Regions from separate parts of the Mus musculus genome. Here region 1 is linked to region 2. Evidence: chromatin loops called from intact Hi-C (ENCODE). Cell type or tissue: heart. All regions are shown on one strand. Links, peaks and the distances in the headings refer to the core of each region. The heading gives the core; the rest is flanking DNA.

Region 1 (9,256 bases), core at 744-8,743, 440 kb before region 2:
CATGCTGGTAAATGTTCAAAAGTTTTCTAGTTACACTTTTACTTAAAATGTTTTTTTCCTCTGTTCAGGGTCGAGTGGAATGCTGGGATCCAAGAGTAAGAAAAAGGGTTGGCGTGTTAGACTGTGCATTAAATAGTGTCACAGCAGATTCAGAGTAAGTAGCAATCAATTTGCAGTATAAGTGTCAGTCAACCTTCTGATTTAAGTCAGCGTGTCAGTGTGAAATTAATTGCCAAAGGATGAACTCTTTCTGACTCACATCTGAGACTGGTGTCGGGCATTGTTGTCCTATAAAGCTGTGGGTAAGCCAGGGAGATTCCTTCTCTCCAGTACTTCTCAGAGCAGCGTGGGATTTTAGTTTTCATTCCCCCAGGATTGGTGACTGGGCAGGCGTGTGCTTTGAATGCTATGTTGAAGGAAGCAAAGGGTGACGTTTTCTTTTTTTTTCTTGTTCTTATTGGTCTACACTTAAACATTTAGAGAGTAATACATACTTGGAGAGGAAAAACATGTGACACAGGTAGCAGCTTGAGTCAAGTAAGAACGAGTCTTTGTCATCCACTCACCAGCATGGGCTGGCACAGGTTGGCACCCCTGCCCAGGTGCTGGCTGTAGGCAGACCACCCTCAGGCAGGCCTTTGCTCCAGGCTTATCTGTTCAGAAAAGCCTTTCTCTGGGCACTGCTTCTCCAGCACATCCCGTGTACTTCAGGGAGAGTTTATATACTTCATGTTGGAGGGTAAAGCGTCTGATGGTAACAGGCTGCAATGACACTAAGGACCCTAAAATTTAGTGCATGATTTCCTTTAGGGTAGGAACTCATAACTCCTTTGAAAAGATGTTTACATGGACCATCTTTGATTAAAAATAATAAAGAATGGCTCAGCTGCTGCAGCTCAGTAGGAGAGTGCCTGTGGAGTATGCAAGGCTGCAGGGTCAACCTTCACTATTACAGGAGCAGCAAGCCAGTGTATAACGAACTAATGATACCTCTTTCTAATACATAAATCTTACTCTGTATTAAGAAGTAAACTTGCGTGTTTGTTTTAAACTGCTACATTTAAAGTGACAATAGAGACATTCATTTTTCTTGATTGCTTTGGGGTTTATTTTAAAATGATAATCAACTTCACTAATCATGGCATGGTGTAGAGGATATTAAGAAACTTTAAGCTAGGAAGTTCACTTCCACATAGAATAAACTAATGCAAAAAATGCATATTAAAGGTTTTTTGTTTTTGTATAAGGTGTGCGCCTGTGCATGGGTGCAGATGCCTAAAAAGGCCAGAGGGGGCCACTGCATCCCCTAGAAGCAGAGCTTGAGTTACAGGCAGTTGTGAGCAGCTTGTGTGGGTGCTGGGAACCTAATTCTGCTCCCCTCAGAGCAGTTTGTGCTTTCCCTCAGAGCCAGCTCTTCAGTTGCCACATTGTTTTAACCCATCAGTGTTAAAAAAGAAATCAGGAAATATACTAAGAACAAAATACTAAAGTTACTCATTCTAATTTTCTCTCACTCTTAAGCATTGATTTGTCTTTGAATTATGTCAAGATGTGTGCTCTGAGTTCCGTGTGCCCTTAGCATCACAACCTGACTTTGTTTCTCTTTGTTGTTGTTGTTTCTTGTTTTTCTCTTATGAAATAGTCTCACTCCAGCACTGCCTGGCATAGAACTCTGTATACACTGTGCTGGCCTCAAATCACAGAGATCCACCTACCTCTGCCTCCTGATGCTTGGATCAAAGTTGTGTGCCTAATGACTTGAGTTCAGTCTCTGGATCCCCCAGAGGTGGAAAGAAAGAACCAGTTTCACAGAGTTGTCCTCTGACCTCTGGGTACATCCCTGCGTGTGTTCGCCCAATCCTCCTTTTGTTTTTAAGATTTATTTATTTATTTATTTAATGAATGTATGGGAGTACACTGTAGCTGTCTTCAGCCACACCAGAAGAGGGCATCTGATCCCATTACAAATGGTTGTGAGCCACCATGTGGTTGCTGGGAATTGAACTCAGTACCTCTGGAAGAGCAGTCTGTGCTCTTAACTGCTGAAACATCTCTCCAGCCCGCTTTGTTTTGTTTTAAAGCAAACAGATGTGTAGTAGTCACTGATAATACATCTCAAGGCTATTTCCAGCATAAGTGCAGTGACTATAGGAGATGGGATACTACACAGTATTAAGGACAAGGATGGAAAAAGGCCATCTTCACTTTGGTCTTTAGAAGTAATGGGAGTACTGTTTTTTTCTGTTTATGATTTTTTGAGACAGTGTTTCTGTGTATCCCTGGCTGTCCTTGAACTCACTGTGTAGACCAGACTGGCCTTGAGCTGGGAGATTGCCCTCTTCTGTCTGTGCTGGGATTAAAAGTGTGCTCCTCATTTGTATATGGTTGAAATATTGGAATTTGGGGTTTTTTTTTTTAATGAAAATTGATTCACATTTTGTACTGATTTTTTTGTTGTTGTTGTTGTTCTTTAGAGGTAAGGAATTTTCAGCTGTTGTGATAAAATATTTTGAAAATAATTATATTTAGTATAACAAAAGACACTAAGCAGTATCCGAAACAGAAAGAATAGCAGAGACCCACCTGCTGTGTAGCAGAATTTGGCCAACCAGAGCCTCTGGGAACATATCCAATGTTTGTAGTTCAGTGGTTATTTCCCAAGCATCTAGAACTGAGTTTTTGGGTTCCTGCTAAATTGTTTTACAGAAAACCTAATATAAATATAAGCATCTACCACCTTATTGAGTGGCCACTGTCTCCTTGTCCTCAGCTGAGGCTCCTCCCCAGCATGTCCTCACCATTCTTTCCTTTTCCTCCTCCTCCTTTTCTTCTTCTTTCTCTTCTTCCTCCTTCTCTCCCTCTTCCTCCTTTCTTTTCAGTTTATTACATTTGTTTGATTGACTGATTTTGCACGGGCAGGGCACACCCATGCATGTAGAGGTCAGAGCACAGCTTTGAAGTGAGTCTTCTTCCCTTCTCCCTGTGGGTCCAGTTGTCAGGCTTGGGAGCAGGTGCCCCATGGTTGGCTTCACTGAGCCCTCTGTCTAGCTACTGTTAGTTCTTGAGCTAGGCTCTCCCCCGTCCATGTGGGCTGTTAACTCCTGGGTCTGAGGGAGTCTCCTGGGTATCTGGTATATAGTAGACACACAGACACCTCTCCCGATTTATTGTTATTAGAAAGAACAGAGGTAGCAGTTAACTAGAGCTACCTGACTGCTTCACAGGTAGTGATTTTTTTTCTCTTTTTATATTAAAACATAAGTGTCAGGCTGCCTTCAGACTTCCTGCGTGGCTGAGAATGGCCTTGCACTCCTAATGCTTTTCCTCCCAAATGCTGGGACTGATTGCAGCACCCTACCCCTACCTTAGTACTGGATGTTTATTTACCAGAGACTTTGGTGAGCTCTTTATGTACAGAAAGTGACGTCTTGTTAGGTACTTTAATTGTATGTGTTTTATGAAAGAAAACTCTCCATCAATGACATACTCATTGTTCAGCTTTTGAGAATTTTGTTTCAGAAGTATGTTAGTGTAGGGAAGGGTATATAAATACCCATTTTTAGATATATACCTTTCAGTGAGAAAGAAAAACATACAGTTGTCATAGAGTTTTATTAAATTCTTATAACATTTTTTTTGTTTTGTTTTTGTTTTTCGAGTCAGGGTTTCTCTGTATAGCCCTGGCTGTCCTGGAACTCACTCTGTAGACCAGGCTGGCCTCGAACTCAGAAATCCGCCTGCCTCTGCCTCCCGAGTGCTGGGATTAAAGGTGTGCACCACCACGCCCGGCTCTTATAACATTTTTATAAAAGGACAATGACCATGACCATATGTGTTTATTGTCATCAGAAGAACATCCAGAGGCATAAGAAAATGTTAAAGATTGCTGGTTTTTCTTCTGCTGATTTTTTCAAGTGATCTTATTGTATTGTATTGTATTTTTTAAAGATTTATTTATTTTTAATTACGTATGTCTGTTTGTGTCTGCACATAAGTACAGTACCCATGAAACCCAGAAGAGCGGGTTGGGTCCTCGGGAACTAGAGTTATGGATGGGTTCTTGGAATCAAACCCTGGTCCTCTAAAGAGCAGCCAGTGTTTTTAACCTCTGAGCCATCTCCCTAGCCCCTGTATTTTTCTTTTTAATTTAGCTTTATGCTTTTCCTACAAACCTTGTAGCTTGTCACTTGTGTTATTTAGTAAATTTAGTAATTTTAGTAAAGCTAGAAGTACTGGATAGAGCAGGCTGTCTTTCTTTTCCATGATTGACTGTCTGCCTGAGAAAGTCAGCAGACTTGCCTGGAAGCCAGGGAGAATTAATAGGAGAGTTACAGGAGCTGGTTAGGAAATGAATGTGCAGAAGTCAGTGAATTTGGTATCTTAGCAATTCCCCAGAAGGAGGAGGAGGAGGTGGCAGAAAAGTTCTCATAACATAAACTACAATTATTGAAGGAGTCATTAACCTGTCTGAAGAAAGTGATAAAATTGCCTTATGAAATAAGCCTGGGAGGAGTAGGAAGATAATTCTGTATGAACAGGTATTCTGAAGTTCATTTTGAAGAGTAGGTGATGGAGTCTGAGGAGCAGCAGCCTCCTCTCCAGCCGCTGCTCAGTGCAGCACCAGGCTAAGGCTGTAGGTGGCAGGAGAGGCTTGCTAGTGCTCCGGGCATGGTCTGGCCTTGAAGGGCTGGGTGCAGAGCTGGTTTCTACTTGTTGTTGCGGGACATGATCTCACTGTGTAGTGTACCTCAGCCTCCTGAGTGCAGGGATTGCAGGCAGGCATCAGCACAGCCAGCTCTGGTCTACTTCTGACCTAATCTCTTTTTTCTACCTTAATGTTTTGGCGCTCGTGTCTGTAGCTGGTGCATGAGAAGCACGTATAGAATTGTAGCCGTACCTTTTGTTCTTCAGTACCATCGAGATTTAGGTCTTAGGCTTTTATTTTAGATGAATGAGGTTGATCTATTTTATTTTTAAAACGATTTGAAATTTTGAATATGTGTGTGTGCCCATGAGTGCAGGTGCCTGCAGAGAGCAAAGGTGTCAGATCTCCTGAGCTGGAGTTATAGGTAGTTGTGAGCCACCTGACTTGGATGCTGGCTGGAATTCAAATTTGAGTTCGTTGCAGAAGCAGTGCATGTTGTTAACAACTGAGCTCTCTCTCCTGCCTTGGTGAAGTTGGTTTTACATCAGAAGTAAGCATACCCACCCATATCCCAAGATAAATTGTTTCTCTGAGAATGATAGGGATGTTTGAGGGCTGGGAAGATGGCTCATTCAATAAAGTGCTAGCTGTGAAAGACATGACTTAGTTTAGATCCCCAGCATCCATATAAACCAGTCACTAATCTCAGATCTGGAGAGATGGAGACAGGAAGGTCCCTGGGAGTCCCTGACCAGCAAACTCCAGAATCACTGAACATTCTATTCCAAAGCACACATGGATCGCAGATATCTGATGTTGACCCCTGGTGCCCCTGCACACACACGGACACACACACACACACACACACACACACACACACACACACACACGGACACACACACACACACGGACACACAGAGGGAGAGAGAGAGAGAGAGAGAAAGATATCCTGGAGAAGTTTCTGAAAACAGTGTTCTATTATCTGAATAGAATGGAAGATGAAGGTGGGTTATGGGATTACATTTGTATGGGAAATGTCTTTTTTATTATGAAAGTTTGGATAGAGTTATAAACAAATAGCTGGTAACATGATTTTCCTTGTTAGATTTGAAGTGAGGACAAACACTTGCTTTTCAGGATAAACAGCTTACCCACCATCTCTGCATTGAAGTTTAATGGAGCCTTGAGCATGGCAGTTGGAACATCCACAGGGCAGGTAAATGTCACATGTGAGCATGTGAGCCAGTATTTTGGATGTGTATTGGAAGGCACTTGGATAGTGAGTGAGGCCGGAGTGGAGAGGTGCTCCAGACTACTAGGTCCTTTTAGCACCTCGGAAGATCGGTCTAGTCCTTTGATGTTAGAGTTGAATCGAGGTAGTCTTCAGACATTCCTGATAGGGGTTTGGAACAGTATTTTTTAGAGTGTGTGGCCCAAATTTGGGATTCTAACAGCTTTCTACTCTTGGAGAGTCACAGTGGATTTAAGTACATATTTTGAAGACCCTGGGAATCCTGCAAGTAAGAATTGTGTTCACTAAATATTTCCAAGATGTGTGCATGCAAAGAGCCTTTTTTTTTCTTTTTCTTTTGAGACGGTCTTGACATACAATGCTAGCTGGCCTAGAATTCTGTGTAGAAGAGGCTGGCCTTGAACTCACAGAGATCTGCCTGTCTCTGCCTCCCAAAGGCATGTGCCACAATGCTTACTCAAGGTCACTTGTTGCAGCAGCACCTGCTGTGTCCTAGGCCACAGATTTGCTAATTAATTAGCAAGCAAAACATTCTTATGAATATCTGTCCCTTTCTTAGTATAGATCAGTAATTATCAAATTAGTGGATCTAAAAACTACTCCCAGGGTTAAAGTCATAAAACTTCCAAGAGCTGACTTTAGTGTTAGGCTCTGACTAAGTGTGTTTGTCATGTTCATAGAAGGTTATGAAATAGGTGGCAGTCATTATTCCAACTTTTTTGTTTTTTGTTTTTCTTCATGTGTATGTTTGTGTATGAGGAGGGGAGGGGTCTCTTATACCCCATGATGGCTTCATACTTGATATGTAGCCAAGAATGACTTTGAATTCCTGATTTTCTTGCCTCCATAATCCCAAGTGCTGAGACTACTGGCATGTGCCACCATGGCTGGTTTTGCTGGGCTGGGGAATGGACTTGGGGCTTTGTGGGTACTGGGTCAGTACTCTAGTAGCTGAGCTGCCTCCCCAGTTCCCATTACTCTGAGTATTAAATGTGTAGTTTGGAAATGGCTTGTTTGACTAGAATTAACTTTTCTCTTCTAGGTGTTGTTATATGATCTTCGCTCGGATAAGCCGTTGCTAGTTAAGGATCACCAGTATGGGCTGCCGATTAAGTCAGTTCATTTCCAGGATTCCCTAGATTTGGTTTTGTCTGCAGACTCTAGAATTGTCAAAATGTGGAACAAGGACTCCGTACGTACTTTCTGCTGCAGTTGCTCTCTGTTTTCCTTGCCTGTTCCCAGTGCTTCTTTTTTTCTGTGTGCTTTGGCAGCTCCTGTGGGTCCTTGAGAAGGGGGTGCTGAGCAGCCATCTGGGAACCAGCATATCAGTCACTTTAGGTCAGGGTGTGTCTGTGCTGGGGCAAAGCTGACCTGCGCTGGCTTCAGTTACGGAGCATCCTGATTTACGTGCACTTGTGCATGAGGAGGGCTTGGACTCGGGTCATCAGGCTGGTGGTTAGGGCTTTTATCCCCTGAGCCTAGTTGCCAGGCCCCTGGCACACATTTTATTGGACACGTGTTAGATGGAGAGAAAGTCACTGTGAAATAGAATCTGCCTCTGAAGAGCCTTTTGGTCCTGCCCCTACCATCTTGATTTTATTTTATTACTACTGCCTGTGAGAATGGCTATGTGCCATAATGCACATGGAGGTCAGAGGACAACTTGGATATTACTCTTCCACCATGGGTTCCAGGGTTGAATTCAGGTGGCACAGCAAACACTTTGACCTGCTGAGCCAGCTTGCTGGCTCCATCCTGAGACCTTTCAGCTCACTGACTACCCCAGCAGAGTTCTGGGAGCTGCTGATTTTCTTCCATTCTAGAGTCAGTGCATGTCCCAGATTCATACCCTGTCCCCATCTCAAACAAGCAGGGTCTAGAAATAGTAAGGACATAGTAATTTTGTGTATTGGTCAGTCTGTCTGTCTGCCTTTCTCTGGTGGTAATTCTAGGGATTGAACCCAGGTCCTTGTGTGTGCTTAGCCAGTGCTGTACCACTGGGTTACATCCTTAATGTTCTTTGTACTTTTTATTTCAAGAGAGGGCTTCAGTCAGTTACCCAAGTTGACCTTGAACTCACCCTACCCTAGGCAGACCTTCAGCTTGTGATCCTCCTGCCTCAGTCTCCCCAGTTGGTAGTATTACATGCCTGTGCTTCAAGGCCTGGCTAACTTTGTTTCATTTTTTTTCAAGTAGTGTTTTCTTAAGAATATTTTAGTGTTTCCTCCAACTACAAATGTTATTTTAAAAGTACTGTTTGGATTGCTGATTTTAGTCTGCCTTCTGCTTTCACTTCATGTATGTAAAGATTTTTTTTTTAAAGATTTATTTATTTATTTATTTGCTTTCTTTATATGAGTACACTGTAGCTGTCTATAGACACACCAGAAGAGGGATCCCATTACAGATGGTTGTGAGCCACCATGTGGTTGCTAGGAATTAAACTCAGGACCTCTGGAAGAGCAGTCAGTGCTCTTAACCACTGAGCCATCTTTCCATCCTCCACCTCCCCCCCAACCCCCAGTTGTTTTGTTTGGTTTTAAGACGAGGTTTTATGTAGCTCAGGATAGCATCAGATTTGCTGTGGGTCCCACCGTGCCTGGACTCTTTTTTTTTTTTTTTTTTTTTTTTTTTTTTAAATTTGAGTATTAGCTGGACGTGATGGCTCACCCCTGACATCTCAGTACTTAGGAACAGAGGTAGAAGATCAATTCAAGTTCAAGGCTAGCCTGGGCTACAGTGAGACTTGTCTCAAAACCATTTTGAGAGGACTGAAAGTAACTTTATTACGTTAATAAAATAAATTCAGTACAGCAAATTACTTCTCTTACTCTCTTTTAAAGATGGAAAAAAAAACAGTTTTATTCATGTGTAAGTGTGTATCTTTGTGTTTGCTACATTGTTTAGGTGACCTCCTGGGAGCAGGAATTACAGGCATTTTGTGAATTGCCTTAACCAGGGTGGCGTGAACTGAACTCAGGTCCTTTGGAAGAGCAATAAGTGCTTTTAACTGCCGAGCCATCTCTTTAGCCTTACAAACTCTTAATAATTTTGATTTCAATAAACACATTAATTCTAAAGGCTAAAGAGTGAAGGTAAAAACAGTTCTGAGAAGACGCTGAGCAGAAGGCCTATGCCCTCCTCACTCACTGCCTGGAGTGGGTACCGGGTTCTACAGGCACCTGCTGTGTTTGGTGTGGATAATGGTGGGTCAGGCACAGTCCAGCCACCTGTCACTTTGGCTTTTCTAGCCAGTACTTTTGAGTTTTTTAAATTTTGCATTTTGGGGCTAGAAAGATGGCTCAGTGGTTGAGAGCATTGACTGCTCCTGCAAGACCCAGGTTCAATTCTCAGCATCC
Region 2 (9,256 bases), core at 836-8,835:
TCCTGGTAATGAAGGATCATTGCTCACAGAGGGCAGGAGCAGGCTGCTGACTAGCCTGAGCTGGAATGGTGAGTTCTCCCTCAGGGACTGGGAGGGGTGAGAGACCTCTTGGAGGACAGGCTCAACTGCTAATGTAGTGCAAACCACACCTGAGACCTGGAAAAGGTCTGGCCCTGGAAAGCACACATTAACCTTGAGGAGGGATGAGACCCACTGGCCAATCAAGGTCTCCTGACAGACCAGCCAGTCAGAGAAGGTGGCAGGATCTTCCGAGTGCCTTTCTCCAAGTTCACTGTGGCTGTGCAGGCTTGAATGGTTCTCTGTGTCCTGCTCTGACTCTGCTGTTGGGTGCTGTGAGAGGACCTCAGGGAAGCTCTGAATTCGAGGCATGGTGAGCACAGGGTTACTGCCCACAGTGGGTAGGGGCAGGGTGCTGAGCAGTGGAAGCTGGGGTGGTGAGTCCTCTCTGGGGCTGGATGGGAAGTATAAGCCATATGTGAGCACCTGTGAGGTGTTGCTCCTCACTTGCTCCATCAGGGGCAAGTGATAACTTCCCTATACATGCCCAAATCGTTTGGACCTTAGGCTGTCTTATAGAAACAAGGGTGGTTTCTTTGAGTCTCTAGCATATGACAGGTATAAATCTAATAGGTCTGACTGGTTGGTTTTGTGTCAACTTGACACAATCTGGAATTATCACAAAGGAGCTTCAATTGAGGAAATGCCTCCATGAGATCCAGCTTACAGCATTTTCTCAATTAGTGATCAAGGCGGAAAGGGCCCTTGTTGGTGAGACCATCCCTGGGCTGGTGGACTTGGATTCTCTAAGAGAGCTTCTTGGTTATGATGTTTGTGCAGGAATAGAAACCCTGACTAAGCCAGGTGTGGTGGTGCACGCCTTTAATCCCAGCACTCGGGAGGCAGAGGCAGGCAAATTTCTGAGTTCGAGCCCAGCCTGGTCTACAAAGTGAGTTCCAGGACATCCAGGACTACACAGAGAAACCCTGTCTCGAAAAAACAAAAAACAAGAAACAAAACAAACAAACAAAAAAAGAAACCCTGACTAAAACAAATTGGTATCAGCATATTGTGGTATTCCTGTGAAAACCTGACCATGTTTTGGGGAGCACTGTGTAAGGACTTTGGAAATTTGGGCTAGACGACCCATTCGATGTTATGAACTCTGTGGGATGTTGTGTAGGAGCTTGGAAGATAAAGTTGAGAAAAGTGCAGAAGATGGAAGTCTGGTTGTGACATTTCAGAGGGAAGATTAAAGATTCTTATCTGGGCCATTGCTATTTTGATTGTGAAGATTCTGTGGTTTGGTTAGATGGGGCTGAAGAATCAGCTGTGATTAACAAGGTACCAGAACTACTAAAGCAAGAACTTTGCATTACTGGGACCATTGATGCTGGTTAGCTGGAGCTAAGAAATTAGTGGTGATTAAGAAGAGACCAGCATCATTGAGGTGACATCTTCTGGGAAGTGTTTTCTGAGAGCACAGAGGCTGTGTTCCAGAGATAGCCAAGGTGGTACCTTGTGCTATGGTTGGACTTGTCAATGTGTACGAGTCATCCAGGTGGTAGTGCATTTGAAGGCATGAAGGGGTCATGAAGAGCAGCTGAGTCTTGGCACTGTAAGAGGCCATTGAAGGCCATTGGTGAAGGTACAGCCACAGTTGCAATTGACAGCAGTGTTTTGGAGATGCCAGTACCATGAGAAGACCACCAAGAACAGCAGCAGCAGCAGCAGTGGAGTACAGGCATCTAGAGCCTAGAGGATGAGGTGTGTGCTACAAAGTGCAGAGCTGGGAGAAGTGACTCAAGCCCTTGGAGGAGCCCAGAAGATCATGAGTGGCTCCCAGACATTGGACAGTTGGAATTTGATTTTGCTTTTGATTGTGACTGTGCCCTGATGTTTTTCCCTCTTAAAGGAAGTATTTTAGTAGAGTCCACAGTTAAGAGACTTTGGATTTTAAAAGAGATTGGATATTTTAAAGAGATTGAAATTTTAAGAATTTGCAAAGACTGTGGGATTTTTAAAGTTATTTAGATCTTGGGGATGAATAAGAAAGTAAGGGTTGAGGCTTACTAGTGATGTGCTTGTGTGTCAAGTTGACAAGGGGTCAATTGTATTGGTTGGTTTTGTGTCAACTTGACACAATCTGGTATCACAGAGAAAGGTGCTTCAGTTGAGGAAATGCCTCAACAGTAAGGCGTTTTTTCAATAAGTGATCAAGGGAGAAAGGCCCCTTGTAGGTGAGACCATCCCTGGCCTGGTAGTCTTGGGCTCTATAACAGAGCAGGCTGAGCAAGCCAGGGAAAGCAAACCAAGAAGGAACATCCTTCCATGACCTCTGCATCAGCTCCTGCTTCCTGCCCTGCTTGAGTTCCAGTCCTGACATCCTTAGGTGATCAAAAGCAATGTGGAAGTGTAAGCTGAATAAGCCCTTTTCTCTCCAACTGCTTCTTGGTCATGATGTTTGTGCAGGAATAGAAACCCTGACAAAGATATATACATTATTTGTTTTTGTTTGTCTAGGTTTTGTTAATTTTTTTCAGTTGCAATTTTTCCATATTTCTTTATTTCATATGTTTAGTGATTTGATTATTATTTGGCAAAGGGATTTTAATTTTTTGAAAAATTTCCTTCATGGTTTTATTGAAAAATCATAGTCCTCTGAGCTGATATTCTTCTATACCAATCATTTGTAATTTTTATTCATTTTCAATGCCTGAGATTCTTTCTTCCTTTCCTGTTCTGTGGGTGAACCTCTGTAGTTGTCAATGTACAAGTAATTTCGTGTCCTGCTCTTAGGGACTTAGCAACAGCTTATGTCATTTCCTGCCTCCATCCCCTGTGTCTGTTGTCAAGCGTGCTTTATATACATGGACCACCAGCTATAGCAGCTCTCTATTTTTGTTCCCTGTCTCTGTTCTCTGCACATGCACACTCTCTGTCATCTCTCCCCTCATGGCTCTCTTTCTCCTCCCTGTCTGTGTGCCTGTCTGCAGGTCCTCTTGTGTACTTCTATCCCTTCCCCAGGTTCTCACTCCTCTCCCTTCCCCCAAACAACCTCTTTTGCACTTTATCTGTTGCATGCTTTAATTTCTCAGACCTGCTGTGATGGCATAGCTTGGATTTCTTGGTTGCAATTGTTCCTGGCTGTTACTATCTATGTTGCTATGCTGGTGTGTAGCCATCTCTGTTTGGGTGATTATTGACCTAGGTACTGGCCTCTGGGTTTGTCTTTTTGGGTGGGAGTTTTGTTTCTGTGTTACTGTTTGATGCATGGATTTGAAGATAGTGTTCACTGACAGTTTCCTATTTTACTGACCTGTATGGTGGGTATGGTCAAGAGGGGATGCTTTGTGATATTAAAATCTGGGAGAAGCGACAGGCAGGAACAGAAGATCTTAGTAATCCATAAGGAGACATAGTCAGGAGAGAGGTCAAGCAGCCCATGGTGTGTAATACAATGTTGGAACAACTGGGAAAATTGAATCTGGGGTAAATCAATCAATCATGAAGTTGATCTATGGAAGTTTACCTTGTGTCCTTTCAGGCATGGAATGTGGTTGAACAGGGAGTATCTGCCCAAAGGGGGCTGAGACACAGGGATGAGGCAGGAATGGATGGGCAGGTGGGGATTGTCTATGGTATCTATAGGAGGCTTGCACAGGAGGAGAGGAAATTTCCACTGGGATTCTGTTCCAGTGGTAATGGCAGCTGATATTAGTGTCTGCAGTAACAGTGAGGTAGGTCTTTGGGCAAAGTCTAGTCTACAGACAGGCATGGTTGTGGTTAACCAGGAGTTTCTGTCTATAATCAGGGGCTCAGGAACAGAGATGAGTTTGTAAATCCCAAACAGTTTGCTTTTTGAGAATGTACATTTGTACATTCCAGCAAAAATCCCATGACAAAATCCCCTTATCAACAGCCAGTTAAGGTACATCAGCAGGGTCAAGCTACATAGAGATAACTAAGACCTCCTATAGAAAACAAAAACAAAAACAAAAACAAAACAAAAACAGCTTACCCATCATGCTTGTTAGATTTTTTTTTTTGCTCCCCTTGCTTGGATCCTGCACATTATGCCAGACATACAGTTTTAAAAAATTACAATGCTGATTTGTATGCAAACTCCCCACTCTTGTTGTAACTACAATAAATACTCAAAACCCCTAGATTTGTTCTCTCAGTTTGTACCTAATGGTAGTTTGACTGCTGAGAGTCCTTGTTACTGAGCTCATATAAAAGACCTCTGTGTGTTTGCATTGAAATGGGCTCCATGCTGGTCTTTGTGATTCCTGTGAGTTGGGCATAAAATCTTGCTGCTTAGACTGGAACCCCAAGACCCTCAGGACTCCCAGGTGAAGGGTTGAAAGCCAGCTGTTAGGATGTGTCACTGCTGTTCTTTGTATCCATGACCTGTCTGTCAGAAATGTGTCTGTTTTTTTAAATTTTTCTTGAGTACTTGTGGAGGACATGATCAAAGAGAATATGGAACTCCCATAAAGTGGATATGCTGGAGAGTCATATCCACAAAGGGCTAGGAAGATGTTTCAGGGCCTGTAATAGGAGTGCCCCGTTCTTAATTTCTGGGAAGTTAGAGCAGTCTTGGAATCCTGTTCCATGGCTCATAGCTGCCATCCTGTCTTCATTTTCTCCTCTGTACAAGTGGAGGAATCTGCTGCATAGCCTTTACTGCCCCCTTGTGGCCCTCTATTATGTGTGTGCCACTTTAGTATTGTGTGACTGAGAGAGGAAATGAGACTGTTTCCATCCCAATTGATAGAGTTACTCACCCTCCGCCTTGGGTTAAATCCTTCTTATCAAGAGCACCTGTACCCATTAAGTTGCACTCAACAGAGAGCTCTTTATGACCGCATCCAGGGCAAAATCAGACTCTGCAAAACAGGGTGGAAAGGACAAAGACCTCATTTTTCCCCCCTTCTAAACAACCCTGTTCTCAGTCTATATGTGACTCTGTAGTTTTCAACTTGGAGCTGTCAGTATATGGCAGGCTGTTTTTCATCCCTTCCAGCAAAGTTAGTATATCTTCCTTAGACCAGCAGTCTTATTTCCAGGTCTGTGGGGCAATCTACTCCTCTATTCACCTTCCAGCTGTTTGGCCACCTCTTTGGTCTCCCTGGCCTGGGAATCCAGGGTTAAGGACACCTCACCACAGGGCAGTGCAGCCTCTCTTCTCCCTATTCTACTGTATCCTTCCATGCTCTGAGCCAGGACCCCTTCCCATTTTATCCTGGCTCAGACACTACTCCAACTCCCTGATGTGGTGGCACGGGTCCTGTAATGATATGGTTAGATCATTGGTTTTGGGTTTTTACAACTGCCTCACTTATTATTGTCTCTGTGTCATAGTTGTTTTAACTCAACATTTCAGACTACAGTCATCTGAAGAAGCCTCAGTTGCAGGTGTGCCCTCATCAGAATGGTTGGTTTCTAGGTCTCTGAGAGATAGTGTTGATAATTGATATAGGAAGACTCTTCCATGAAGGGTGGCAATATTGGGAAGCAAGTGGTCGTGGTTTGGATGAGAGAGCTAGGTGAGCATGAGAGAGTGACCAAGCAAGAAAGCAAGGCAGGAAGTAGTGTTTGTCAAACATTTTTGCCTTCATTTTCTAGCTTCAGTTTCTAGTCTGAGCTCCCAGTATGGTGGGCTGTGATCTGACAGAATCATGTAAAACAAACATTTACTACCTGAGATGCTTCTGCTCAGAGGAAACCATCTCAGCAGCAGAGTAGCAAGGTAGAACAACAACAACAACAAAAGCAACAGCAACAACAGCAATTGTTTCAAAAGCTGATTTTGCTGCTAGACAGAATCTCTGGTCTCTTTTGAAGGAATATGGAAAATATCAGAAATTGAGATGGCAAAAGTCATAGAAAGCTGTACATGGAGTTTAATCGGTTCTTCCCGTAGGGTCTGGAAGATTGGAGTGTTGACAGTAATGCAGCCACACGAAGTTGAGGTCATACTATTTCAGTGGAAAATAGACTGTGAAAACTTTAGGGAGAGGTCATTTGTGTGGTATCTTGGTCCCCCCCCAAAAAAAACCAAAAAACTTTTGTACTTGGATTATGCCCTGAATTATTGAGTAGGGCAAACGTTAAAAATTATTGGCTGATTTATATATTTTTATTCTATTGATATGTATTTGTTCACTCTTCCTATTTCTTTATTCAATTTACATTCTAATTGTTACACCCACCCCATTCCACCTTCCACAGTCCCTCATCACTGACTCCCTTTTCTCTCCCCAGGCAGGGTGGGAACCACTTGAGTATCCCCAACTATGGCATGTCAAGTCTGCAGAGTTAGGCACATCCTTTCCTACTGAGGTCAGAAATGGCAGCCCAGTTAGGGAAATAGTTTGCACAGACAGGAACAACTTAAGGGAAATGTCCTGCTCTGGATGTTGGGGACCCCATGAAGACTGAGCAGCATATCCACTACATATATGGTGGGGGCCTCCATCCCAGCCTGTGTGTGCTCTTTGGTTGGTGGCTCCATCTCTGAGAGTCTCCTAGGTTCTGGGTTAGTTGACTCAGAGGGTCTTCTCATGGCCTTCCTATTCCTTCAGAGGCTGTCAATTCTTTCCCCAACTCTTTTAAAATACTCCCTGAGCCCTGTCCAACGTTAGGCTGTGGGTTTCTGCATATGTTTCAGTCAGATGCTGGATGGAGACGCTCAGAGGACAATGATGCTAAGCTACTATCTGCAAGTATAACAAATTATCCTCAGTAATGCCAGCCTCAGTGCTTGCCCATGGGATGGGTTACCAGTTGGTCAGGGTATAGTTTGGCCATTCCTAAACTCTTCTCAATGATAAAAGAATCTCTGGTGGAATCACCACGGCTGACCTAAAGCTGTACTACAGAGCAATTGTGATAAAAACTGCATGGTACTGGTATAGCAACAGACATGTAGACCAATGGAATAGAATTGAAGACCCAGAAATGAACCCACACACCTACGGTCACTTGATCTTGGCAAGGGAGCTAAATCTATCCAGTGGAAAAAAGGCAGCATTTTTCACCAAATGGTGCTGGCACAACTGGCGATTATCATGTAGAAGAATGGAAATTGATCCATTCTTATCTCCTTGTACTAAGGTCAAGTCTAAGTGGGTCAAGGAACTCCATATAAAACCGGAGACACTGAAACTTATAGAGGAAAAAGTGGGGAAAAGCCTCGAAGATATGGGCACAGGGGAAAAAATTCCTGAATAGAACAGCAATGGCTTGTGCTGTAAGATCGAGGATTGACAAATGGGACCTCATAGAATTACAAAGCTTCTGTAAGGAAAAGATACTGTCAATAAGACAAAAAGGCCACCAACAGATTGGGAAAGGATCTTTACCAATCCTAAATCAGATAGGGGACTAATATCCAATATATATAAAGAACTCAAGAAGATAGACTCCAGAAAACCAAATAACCCCATTTAAAAATGGGGCACAGAGCTAAACAAAGAATTCTCACCTGAGGAATACCGAATGGCTGAGAAGCACCTGAAAAAATGTTCAGCACCCTTAATCATCAGGGAAATGCAACTCAGTCTCTGTTTCAAATTTGTGCCTGCGTTTCTTGCAGACAGGACAAATTGTGGGTGGAAAGGTTTTTGGTTCTGTTCGTGTACTTAACTCTCCACTGGGGTTTCTGCCTGACTGCAAGATGTCACCTGTTCATGGTCCATAACTCAATGCTATATATCTCAGCTAAGATCACCTCATTAGCCCCCTTTGTGCCCTCCCATTCCTAGTCTCAGGCCCATTCTAGAGATGCCCTCCCCAGCCACTCCCCCTCTGCCAGCTGCAGATTTCAATTAATTTTCCTGGCTCTCTGGCCCTCCCTTGTCTCTTACTATACCTGTTCCTAACACTCCCCTTCCCCTTTCTTATCTACTCTCCCATCCAGTTCTCTCTCTTCCTTCTGCCTCTGTGAGGAGCAGGTGTGGTAGCAGTCCCAAGATGGCACCCAGGACTGCAGCTAAGTCTTATGACTTGCACCTGACTTCCTCATACACCCGAAAATAAGCCACGACCATCGTGAGAGCTGCGCAGGTGCACCATGATGCTGGCGGTGTAAACAAGTCCATATTTGGTGGAGACATGCCCCTGCAGCCCTGATTGGCTGAAGCTGCGTGCCTGGTGAGGTGGCGTGGCCTGTCGTGAGTGGATGGGGGCTGAGAGTATATAAGCAGATCTCCCTGGGTGCCCAGGGTCCCTGTAGCAGCATCGAGGCGTTCCTGCAATAAAGGCTGTTGAGAAGAATCCGACCGACCGTGTTGTATCTTCCTTGCCGGCCGAGGTGGGTGCAGCATGCCTCCTCTGACTCTATTATTCCCCCTTCTGAGTGAGATTCAACCATGCTCATTTGGGCCTTTCTTCTTGTTTAGTGTCTTTCAGTCTATGAAGTGCAGTGTGGGTATCCTGTACTTATGGTTATTATTCACTTGTAAGTGAGTATGTACATGCATGTCCTTTTGGGCCTGAGTTACCTCATTCCAGATATTAGTTTCTAATTGTACCCATTTCTCTGCAAAATTCATGATGTCCTTGTTTTTAATACCTGAATAGTATTCCATTTTGTAAATGAAACACGGTTTTGTTTGTTTGTTTGTTTTTGGTGGTTTTGGTTTGGTTTTATTGTTTGTTTGTTGTTGTTGTTTTTCTTTCGAGACAGGGTTTCTCTGTGTAGCCCTGGCTGTCCTGGAACTCACTCTGTAGACCAGGCTGGCCTCGAACTCAGAAATCCACCTGCCTCTTGAAACACATTAACTTTTATAAATAAAGTGGCTATGAACTTCGTGGAGCAAATGCCCTTGTGGGTATGCGCCTATGAAGGTACCCTAAGTGTAGCACTTCCTCCTGCTTGTATGTTTTAAATTAATGGGAGGAGTATTCAAAGTGTTTCCTCATCCCAGGATGGAGCCTTAAACAAAACCTGCTGCAAATGTGATCCAAGCGAGGTAGGGTCCGTTAATTTAGGAGCCAAACTTCACAGGATCATCCATATCGTGCTGCTTCTAGAAACTGAAAGATGAAAATACCATGGTCATGGATTCTTCTATGGTTTCAGTTTAGCACCACTCCAGCCATTTTTTGACAGAGTCAGGATCCCAGGGAAGACTTTGTTTGAGTTCCTTGCATTTAAGTGGTGAAGTTGATGCTTGAGTTGCATTTTGTGACCACAGGTTGTTGAGAAAACAAACACATTGAGAAATCT

Evidence for each region. Hi-C counts contacts between places; a loop is a spot of excess contacts. Peaks named below come from ENCODE experiments on the same cell type or tissue, not always from the same donor. Only the 100,000 strongest peaks of a DNase experiment are listed, where the experiment ranks them.
Region 1: it touches region 2 in a loop (10-fold over the local background); 22 of 42 quality-filtered maps call a loop at or near these places.

The regions. Positions count from the first base shown.
Region 1 is chr12:17,362,527-17,371,782 of GRCm38, forward strand. Nol10 (nucleolar protein 10) reads left to right here. Exons shown (of 21, transcript NM_001008421.1): 9 at 69-154; 10 at 5,783-5,861; 11 at 6,940-7,089. Among named protein-coding and RNA genes, the nearest start is that of Mir3066, 12 kb to the left of the region's middle. In heart, for the core only: a CTCF peak has its summit at 4,626; a DNase peak (open chromatin) is centred at 4,645.
Region 2 is chr12:17,804,091-17,813,346 of GRCm38, forward strand. No RefSeq gene overlaps it. Among named protein-coding and RNA genes, the nearest start is that of Gm40312, 6.4 kb to the right of the region's middle. In heart, for the core only: a CTCF peak has its summit at 4,713 (motif pointing left); no DNase peak of the experiment used is centred there.